2 separate regions of the Homo sapiens genome follow, and region 1 is linked to region 2. The links are chromatin contacts, found by Hi-C or POLR2A ChIA-PET in ENCODE. All regions are on one chromosome and are shown on one strand. Each heading gives the region's core, a stretch centred on a gene start or an enhancer-like site at or near the end of the contact. The rest is flanking DNA. Distances are from core to core; before and after follow the strand shown.

Region 1 (4,152 bases), core at 1,576-4,075, 94 kb before region 2:
ATATCAGGATGTACTCATAACTTAGTCTCCATGAAATAATTATGATCATGACTGAGACTGAAAATGTGGTACTGGCTGGGCGCAATGGCTCACGCCTGTAATCCCAGTACCAACTGATCACACATCAGGATGTACTCATAAATTAGTCTCCATGAAATAATTATGATCATGATTGAGACTGAAAATGTGGTACTGGCCAGGCGCAATGGCTCACGCCTGTAATCCCAGCACTTTGGGAGGCCGAGGCGGGTGGATCACGAGGTCAGGGGTTCGAAACCAGCCTGACCAACATGGTAAAACCCCGTCTCTACTAAAAATACAAAAATTAACCAGGCATGGTGGCGCATGTCTGTAATCCCAGCTACTCAGGAGGTGGAGGCAGGAGAATCACTTGGAACCCAGGAGGTGGAGGTTGAAGTGAGCCGAGATCACGCCATTGCACTCCAGCCTGGGCAACAGAGCAAGACTCCATCTCTTTAAAAAAAAAAAAAAAAAGAAAGAAAACGTGGTACTGAGACACAATGGGTCACCCTATACAGACTTCCTCAACATAACTGCTTACACCGCACCTGTTTCTTTTCAGGTTTTTCTTTCCTCTCTTATTTTATTAAGTGTTATGCTGCACAATCACATGAGAAAAAAAATCCATCAGCAAGAGATATACCTTTGCTTAAGTTCCTTGGAGGCCCGGAAGACCGACTGCAGGTTGCTGACATCCACCTGGACAATGGTGACCTCAGCAGTGGGGTGAGAGGCCAGCAGAGCAGCACAGACAGCTTCTGCCTTGCTCATGTTCCTGCACGCCAAACACAGATGAAGCTCATCATCTTCCGCCAGCAGCCGCTTGCAGAGGGCCAGGCCAATGCCACTGGGAGGACAATTCAGACACAAGATGTGGGTTATCTGGGATGGCATCAGGTACAGGCATTTCTCTCTGGTTCAGAAAACTGTGTCAAGTTGACCTCCAATGAGAAGCCCAGATAGAAAGAAAAGACTCAACAATTATTTAAGAAGGGAGGAATCCTACACTCCAATAGTCACTTGCTTGAGACACAGCCTAGTTTGTGTTTTTCTCATTTTGAAAAACTTCAATGACAAAATAACTGGACTGAAAACAAGAATTGTTCTTTAGTTTTTCTACTACTGGGCTTTATCCTGCCAGTGGTTTTCATTTTGTACCTATTATGTCACTCATGAAAATGATTTAATATATCACCAGTAAGGGCTCAAAAGAGCATCTTATTAGCTGTTTCCTATGTGCATTTTGACTTTGCTGTCTAGGCTCCTCAGGGGCAAGGGCTCTACCACCTACTGGTATCGTAAACACCATAAGGAGCACCAGAAATCTCTGATAAAGGAACAGATGAATCTTTCAGGATGAGGCATCAGTAACATGGCAGGATGTACAAATCCCTCTCAACAACTATGATTAAATAATAGAAAAAGAAAGAACTCAACATGATTAAGTAGAAGGTAGGAATACACTAAATATTAGATGAGTACACCACTTGGAAACAAAGAACTTCAAAACCAGCATTGTAAAACCGCATAGGAGTGGTGACAGCAGTCAGACCAGCCTGGCTGATAGCAATGAAAAGCTGGGTAATAAGTTCTCTTTCAAGACTTAAGCTGATTCCAGGCAAATATGTTAATAGTTAAAACCCAAAAAGAGCCTGGAACCATCAGTAATCTATTAGCACCAACAACAAAGCATCAAAAATATTTATTTGTCCTCACATGAGAACAGTAGGCATTTAATATACAATTGCACATGTCACAATATATGTAAAAGAAACAGACAAAATCAATTCTGACTTACTCAGTACCTTCCACATAAGAAGCACCAATCAACGGTTAAAGTCACTTGAGAGGGTATGCTAAAAAGTTGCCAAATGCAGACACCTACCAAGCTGGCTTAGTTAATACGCATGTGGTTAAATAATTGAAAGTGGATCAATCTTAAATGTTTAACATGTCCTCTGTCTTAATCATTTAAAAATGCCAAATGCAACTAGTAGAAAAATGGTTTGATTGGCTTCATCCTCCACACATTTTTCACAGAAGTGCAAATGACAGGTAAAACAAGCAACAGAAGAGGCTGAGAGACTAAACGAGCAACCCTGGAATTATTATGAGCTGGTTATTCTGCACCCCAACCATGCCTTCATAGGAAAAGATTAATTTTCTCTGGGTTTCTGAAGAGTATGTTAGCTCTCTAGCACTGAGCTAAATGAAACGGGATTGTTTTCTCTCCACCGTCCTAATGTTCATGGGTGTTCAAATTTGTAGGCAAAAGGCTTGTACAGACAAAACACCTGGAGTATAAGACATGATCACGTGGTCAGGAGCAAAATATTGGGCACTGACGATAAATACGAACAGTAGGCAAAGATGGAAAAGGGGCGGAGCCCGCCTGAGTACCCCATTGCCTTGATAACCTCAGGATCATCACTGCGACACTCATCACTTACTGATGCTCTAGTTTTCCTTTTCACTGTCATGTTTAATACAAAGCACCAGTTACTGAGCACCTCAAGAGGCCGACATGCCCCACACCTGCTGCAGACTCCGGGGAACCTAGGCAAAGCCAGGGGCGGGCGCTTCCGGGGTCCGTTCGTGGAGGGTCGCAGACCCCTGCTCTCTCGGACCCCTGATCCGCTGCCGCCTCTGCCAACCCAAAGGAGGCCTCACCTGCTAGCCCCGGTGATCAAAACCACCTTTCGCATCTTCGCGCACTCACACTTCCAAGCAGTGAAGCAAACACCGCCGCTGCTTTCGGAAGTCCTACGATTTCGGGCCGCCTCACCCGTCACCAATCAGAGTACGGCCACGCCCCGCCTCCCGTTGCGTCATCGAGTCTGAGCTGATCCCTCCAATCTCAGTCCGCCAACCGTTCCCTGCCCTCGGAGACGGCGTCGGGTGAGATAGGCCGAGGGGCGGAGCTGCGTGACGCAAAGCCCGGAGCCATTCCAGGCTCTTCTCGCTCCGCCTAGGCGCAGGTGTCTGTCACTGCTTCCTAGGGCTCAGCGGGCGCCTGATCTTTAATCCTGGTGGGGGCGTCACCCGGCCTAGCACTCAGGACAGGATCTGTGACACGCACTGGGTCTGTGCCCTGGCGCCTGAGATTGGCACTTCTTTGCAGGAAGGCCTCACGGTATTTGCACCAGTGCCCATTTTAGAGAAAAGGTTTGGGTCTAGGAGCCAAAGTTGGGCGATTATCATCTAATTTTCCACTCCTTTTTGGATGTACAGATCCAGGCATTGTGCCACTTCACAGCCCAACTTTTGATCCCAGACCTCCTCCTCTAAAGAAGCTTATTTGAGAAAATGAGCACTGATTTTATTAAGAACTTTATGTAGAATCAGACGTAAATTACCAGTATTCAAAACTTGGAATGTGGCGTGGAATCAGAATCTCAGAACTTCATTCTCCGAAGTACTGAGAATGTGCTGTAACCTTCTGTATCAGTGCATCTCAAACTGTGCTAAAGGACCTGTTTTTGTCTCCAAGCCATCCCAGATGGGTGCTTTTAGAAAATACAAAAAAATAAAGTGCTAGAAAAAGAAAAGCAAAAGGCATACAAAACACAAGCCCCGATATTTTATTATTAGATCCAAGACATATAAAAGTACTCTGCCAAAATGAGGCAGAATAGGGTTTGGAGGCAGGGTACTTAAGGCCACTTCGTGCTGACTTCCTAAAGCTCAATCAAGGAAAAACAGCAAGGGCTGGAAGTAGGGAATCTGAGACCAATTGGTGCTGGCTTCCCAAAGCTGGATCAAAAGGAAAACACCTGGGTCTGGGGGCCGAGAGCCTAGGGTCAATTAACACCAACTTCCTAAAGCTAAACCAGAAGGAAAAACCCCATCTCCCCACTCCCCAGTAGCAAAGGATCAAAGGCTACTCTCCCTACAACCTTCTGTTCTCAGACCAAACTGAGGGTTGGGCTGCTATTTTTCAAGGCCCAATAACGAGATGCAGATGAGCTGGGGAGGAAGAGAGTTTTTATTTCTGTAACCGGTTGCAGGGAGAAGGCCTGGAAATTATCACCAGACCAACTCAAAATTACAGTTTTTCAGAGCTTATATGCCTTCTAAGCGAACTGTCTATGTGTAAGTGTGCATTTATCTAAAGACATAAGTGATTAACTT
Region 2 (4,590 bases), core at 962-3,461:
GGTAGAAACATTCCTGATGCAACCTTCTCCCAGCCCTGAGGATGCTTGAGCCATGCCCACCTATACACAGCAGGAGTTAGGGGAGAGGCAGGCAGAGGTTAGCACAACCCTAATCATAGTGCTAGATTTCAACCCAGCTTGAAATGGAAACGATTCCCCCCATTTGCCTGAAAAATATTCACCATGGCACATCCAGAAGTAAAAAATAAAGGAGAAGGGAGAGTGTAGTAAATATATTGCCTATAATGTGCAGGCCTGGAAGTGGCAGCGAGATAAGACACCTGGAATGAACACAGATCATGCCTCCCTGGTGCTTTGGATGCCTGGAATGAGCACAGACCATGCCTCCCTCGCGCTTTGAGCAGCCTCAAGTGTGCATACAGCAAGAGGCTAACCGACTCTGGTAAGGAGGGCGTCTACCTGAACAGCTTCTGAGAACTGAATCCCTTGACTGTTCTGCTTGGACGCAGTATCCCACAGAGCATTGCCATTTGTCTGATCTTACTCCCTTCTCAACTATCCCACCTTCTCTGTTTTCCCTTCAGTCAGCTTTCCATGTTCAATTTCATTCAGCAAAGTGTTCTAAGACAGTTTTGCTGCAGATAGATAAGCAGATAAACTGCAGACATTAGTGACCAACAGATTAGCAGATTCTCTTCTCAGTCTTGTTGAGGATTTATTTAATTGGCAGTTGCTGTCTTCAGTGTTAATAGCTATAGATTTTTAGGGTTAGAAATGAAAAACTCTAGCCCATCTACTTCTACTATCACTCCACCAACAACCCTAACAAGCAGTATAGCTCAGTGGTTGAGCCACAAGCTCTAGAATGAGGGTGCCTGGCTTTAAATCTAAAAGCTGACCTTTACTAACTGTGTGAGTTTAAGCAAGTTCCTTAACACTCAAGCCTCAGTTTTCTCATAGAAAAATAGGATCCTTTCCAAGAGGACCATCGTGAGGAGTAATCATGAGGACTCAATAAGTTAATACCTAGAAACAGTGCTTGGCATCAAGTCTTAGCTCTTATTATTACAACTGGAGCTGTTTAAACAACTGGAGCTGGTCTCATTTCGTAGTAAATGTATTTTGACTCTCCCTAGTACACAACTAGGCCTCATACATATTAAATAATCATGACATTACAACACTTTGGCAGCAAAAACAAATACACCCAAAGCAAACAAAAAGCCCATCCCCTTTGCTCTAATAAGAAACAGTCCAGGTTAGCATGCAAAATTGTCAGGTTCGATCTCATATTGGAATGTGTTTCTCAAAGTAGGTCTAACCCGACATTTGTTGGGACACTTCAGTTTTCAGCAAATGACTATGTGAGACTTTGCAGTTTCAAGTTTTCTTTGCCATGAGGTTCTTATGACTCAGATTTTATGACCCACTGAAGAGATCACCTGGGCTCCAATAGTTGAGGTGCTCTGTGCACTCCTGCAGTGGCAAGCCTTATTTTTTTTTAAGTGTCTCTAACTCCATCTCGTCTAAGAAAGACGCACTCTAACCAATAGTCTTTATCCATTAATTCTATGAAGTTCAATAAAAAGATTAACAGAGAAAAAGTTGTTTAAATGAATATGTTATTACTTTCCTACTGAGCTCTCCCCAGTAAGATCATGATTAGACTCAAGGTGCATGTACCCCCACCAACTCCCACCCCCTACGCAGAATGAGAATGGGGAATTCAGCAAAAAGAGGCATGGAGGCCCACGGAGAGGGTTCTGGTTGAATCTCTTGTATAATAGAAATCTCAGCAGAGAAGTGGACTCTGGGCAGCTAAGTACAGGAACCCAGGCCCAACAATTGGGAAGTTCTGGAACCTCAAACAGAGGATTAGCACAGTCAGACAAGCGGGGGTCTTTCCAGCCCAGGGGAAGCTGGTGGCTGGGCAGACAGCGGGGGCAGGGAAGAAGGCTGGGAGGCACAAGCTGCCTCTGATTTCAGCAGGAAGAGTTGGGCAAACAGCAAGGGTATGGGTGGAGAGGAGGGAGGAAAGGGGCCTCTGGTTTAGGCTCCAGCCAGGAGGGTGTAGCTGTCAGTTGCATTTGGGGCTGGGGATTGGTGAGGTGCTGGTCCAGCAATCGCCTCCACTAAATGTGCATCCAATCAGTGTTTTTTTCAAGCCCTCACTCAGCTTTGGCCAAGGAGGCAGCGATGAAAGCCAGAGGCTCAAGCTGAAACAGGCAGGAGCCTGGAGCTCATGAAATATGACACCGAGAGGGAAACAGAAGGGAAAGAGTCACAGCCAAACAAACACACCCTCAGCCAGAGCTGGAGCCCAGAGGCCTGAGAGGGGGGCCCTGGCCTTTCAGGGGGAGATGGCCAGCTGTTCCTGCTCTCCTCCTTTCCAGGGTCACAATTCCCTCAGAAAGGGGAGGCTCTTTTTGCTCAGAGCATGCACACTCACCACACTCACAATTTAGAGACGATCCTTTTATGAACCCTTGTTTGGTGAAACTTTTAGTGTTATTTGTTTTTGTTTTTTTTTTAAAAAAAAAAAAAAAGGAAAAGAAACATTTAAAACATTTCCATGTCTTCTGTCGGTCAGAAGATATGCCGAACCCATGAAATTTACTATCACTTCTCTCCTACCTTTTAACCAATACTGGAATATAATGAGTGGGTTATGTCATGGATAATCCACAGTAATAGACAACATTTAGCTCCAGAATGAGTTCATTGATCTACTTTTCAATACATAAGCCAGTAGGACCTAGTCGTTAGTAGCCTTGCACATTTTCAGTCAGAGGAACTGTGTTCATAGTTCAGCATTAGCTTTGACCTGCTATATGACCTAGGGCAAACCACTCAACCTCTCTGAGCCTTAATTTTCTCATCTGTTAAATGGGAATGATGGTAACAATCCCATATGACTGTTATTACAATTAAACAAGATTGTCTATTTAAAGCAGTTTTTATAGTGCCTGGCATATAGCAAGTACTCAGTAAATGGTAGCTATGAGTGTATCTGAGGCTCAAACATTTATGATTCTCCAAATAATCCTGTTAAAATAATTTTTAAAAGCCCATTTGAAAGACATTGGCACAGTGCTCCACATCCCCATTTTAAGTCCCTGCTCAACTTTCTTCTAATGCTCATGCCCAGCAGGGATCAATAGCATCACTCCTCACACTGATGGTACAAAGCATCAGCTTAAAAATCACGGCTTTCTGGCTGGGGACGGTGGCTCATGCCTGTAATCCCAGCACTTTGGGAGGCCGAGGCAGGTGGATAACTTGAGCTCAGAAGTTTGAGACCAGCCTGGCCAACATGGTGAAACCCCATCTCTACTAAAAATACAAAAATTAGCCGGCGTGGTGGCTACTGCCTGTAATCCCAGCTACTTCGGTGCCTGAGACACAAGAATTGCTTGAACCTGGGAGGTGGAGGCTACAGTGAGCCAAGATCGCACCACTGCACTCTAGCCTGGGCAACAGAACTAGTCTCTGTCTCAACAAAAAAAGAAAAAAGAGCTGCTTTATTTTCTGACTTGTCTCACCAGCTTTCCCATCGTGTTAAAAGCTTTTGTGTCTATATGAAGGGACTGTAATAAATTGGAAAGAATGTCCACCTAGCACATCAAAAACTTGACAAAATTAATAAAGTTGAATTCAAAATTTTTTTTTTAGCAATTAAGTCTAAATTCTAGAACTAAGTCACAGTAATGATATTGCTCCACAGCCAAAGCAAGACATTTGGATTTCGACATTTGAATATTTTTCACGGATACATTCAAAATTCTCTGAACAAAAATTTTACATGTGATTGAGTCAAATAAAGTGGTATTAAAATTTGAAAGATAATGTTTCTGTGTCTGAGAAATTATGGAACACAAAATTACCAGGAAAAACAAAAACAAAACTCAAACACAAAGCTAGTCTGCTTTTTTGTGAGTTGATGAATAATGTTTTGACTGAAAGATATTTCTATCAGTTACTAATAAAAATACTTCTAGATTTTTGACATATCACAGAAATGTAGCTCAACATGCATTCTTTTTTTAATATTTATTGAGAAATTTCTAAACATCAGAAACTTTGCTAAGCACTATGAATAAGTAACATAGTTACTTCCCACATGTGTCTTAGAGTTTCATGGGAGGCTGGAAAAAAGAAAAATCAATGACAAAATGATATGACGGGGCAACGATAGGAGAACACAGGGACTTGGCCAAGGTTTAAGGGACAGGAACAGCTTCCCAGACTAAACAACATCTAAGCTGAGATCTAAGGGATGTGCAAAACATAAAATGAGGAGGTGGGGGAAAGAACTCCACAGGTAGATGCACCCTCATAAAGAAAGACCCAGAGACTAAAGGGCCTTTCCTCAGAGGGAATGTGGGAAACATGGAATCGCCTTGGTGTGGCTCAAGCACGGAGTGTACGGCAAAGCAGAAAGATATGAGACCAGTGAGGAAAACCAAAACCTTGTAGGGCATTTACTCTGAGAGCAAAGCAGAGCCACTGGAGGGCTTTTAGGCAGAGGAGTGGCATATCCAGTCAGTGACTTAAAATCAGAAGAGAAAAAAATGGAAACGGGAAGGCAGAGTTAAGAAACTATTACCCAAATAGGCAACAATGGAGGGG

Evidence for each region. A loop is a pair of places that touch in the nucleus more often than their neighbours do. ChIA-PET counts read pairs that join two places held with the same protein, here RNA polymerase II (POLR2A). Pooled maps may share reads with other maps.
Region 1: a loop to region 2 is called in a map of PC-3, with 2.7 times the contacts of the local background. The contact joins the promoter of HSD17B7 here to the enhancer-like site in region 2. A Hi-C loop is called at or near these places in 1 of 168 maps with a recorded cell type or tissue (PC-3) and 2 of 50 pooled maps. POLR2A ChIA-PET finds 5 or more read pairs at or near these places in 3 of 52 experiments (A673, MCF 10A and PC-9).

Annotation. Positions count from the first base shown.
Region 1 is chr1:162,789,375-162,793,526 of GRCh38, reverse strand. HSD17B7 (hydroxysteroid 17-beta dehydrogenase 7) reads right to left here and starts at 2,825. Exons shown (of 9, transcript NM_016371.4): 1 at 2,692-2,825; 2 at 665-868. The coding sequence starts at 2,726. RefSeq lists silencers at 1,241-1,441, 2,838-2,897.
Region 2 is chr1:162,694,117-162,698,706 of GRCh38, reverse strand. All of the region lies in intron 2 of DDR2 (discoidin domain receptor tyrosine kinase 2), which reads right to left. Among named protein-coding and RNA genes, the nearest start is that of DDR2, 64 kb to the right of the region's middle. Within about 2 kb of position 2,211, at least 21 of the 41 ENCODE cell types and tissues checked have a DNase peak (open chromatin) inside an H3K27ac peak, as active enhancers do; they include A673 and PC-3, where a contact is called at or near this core.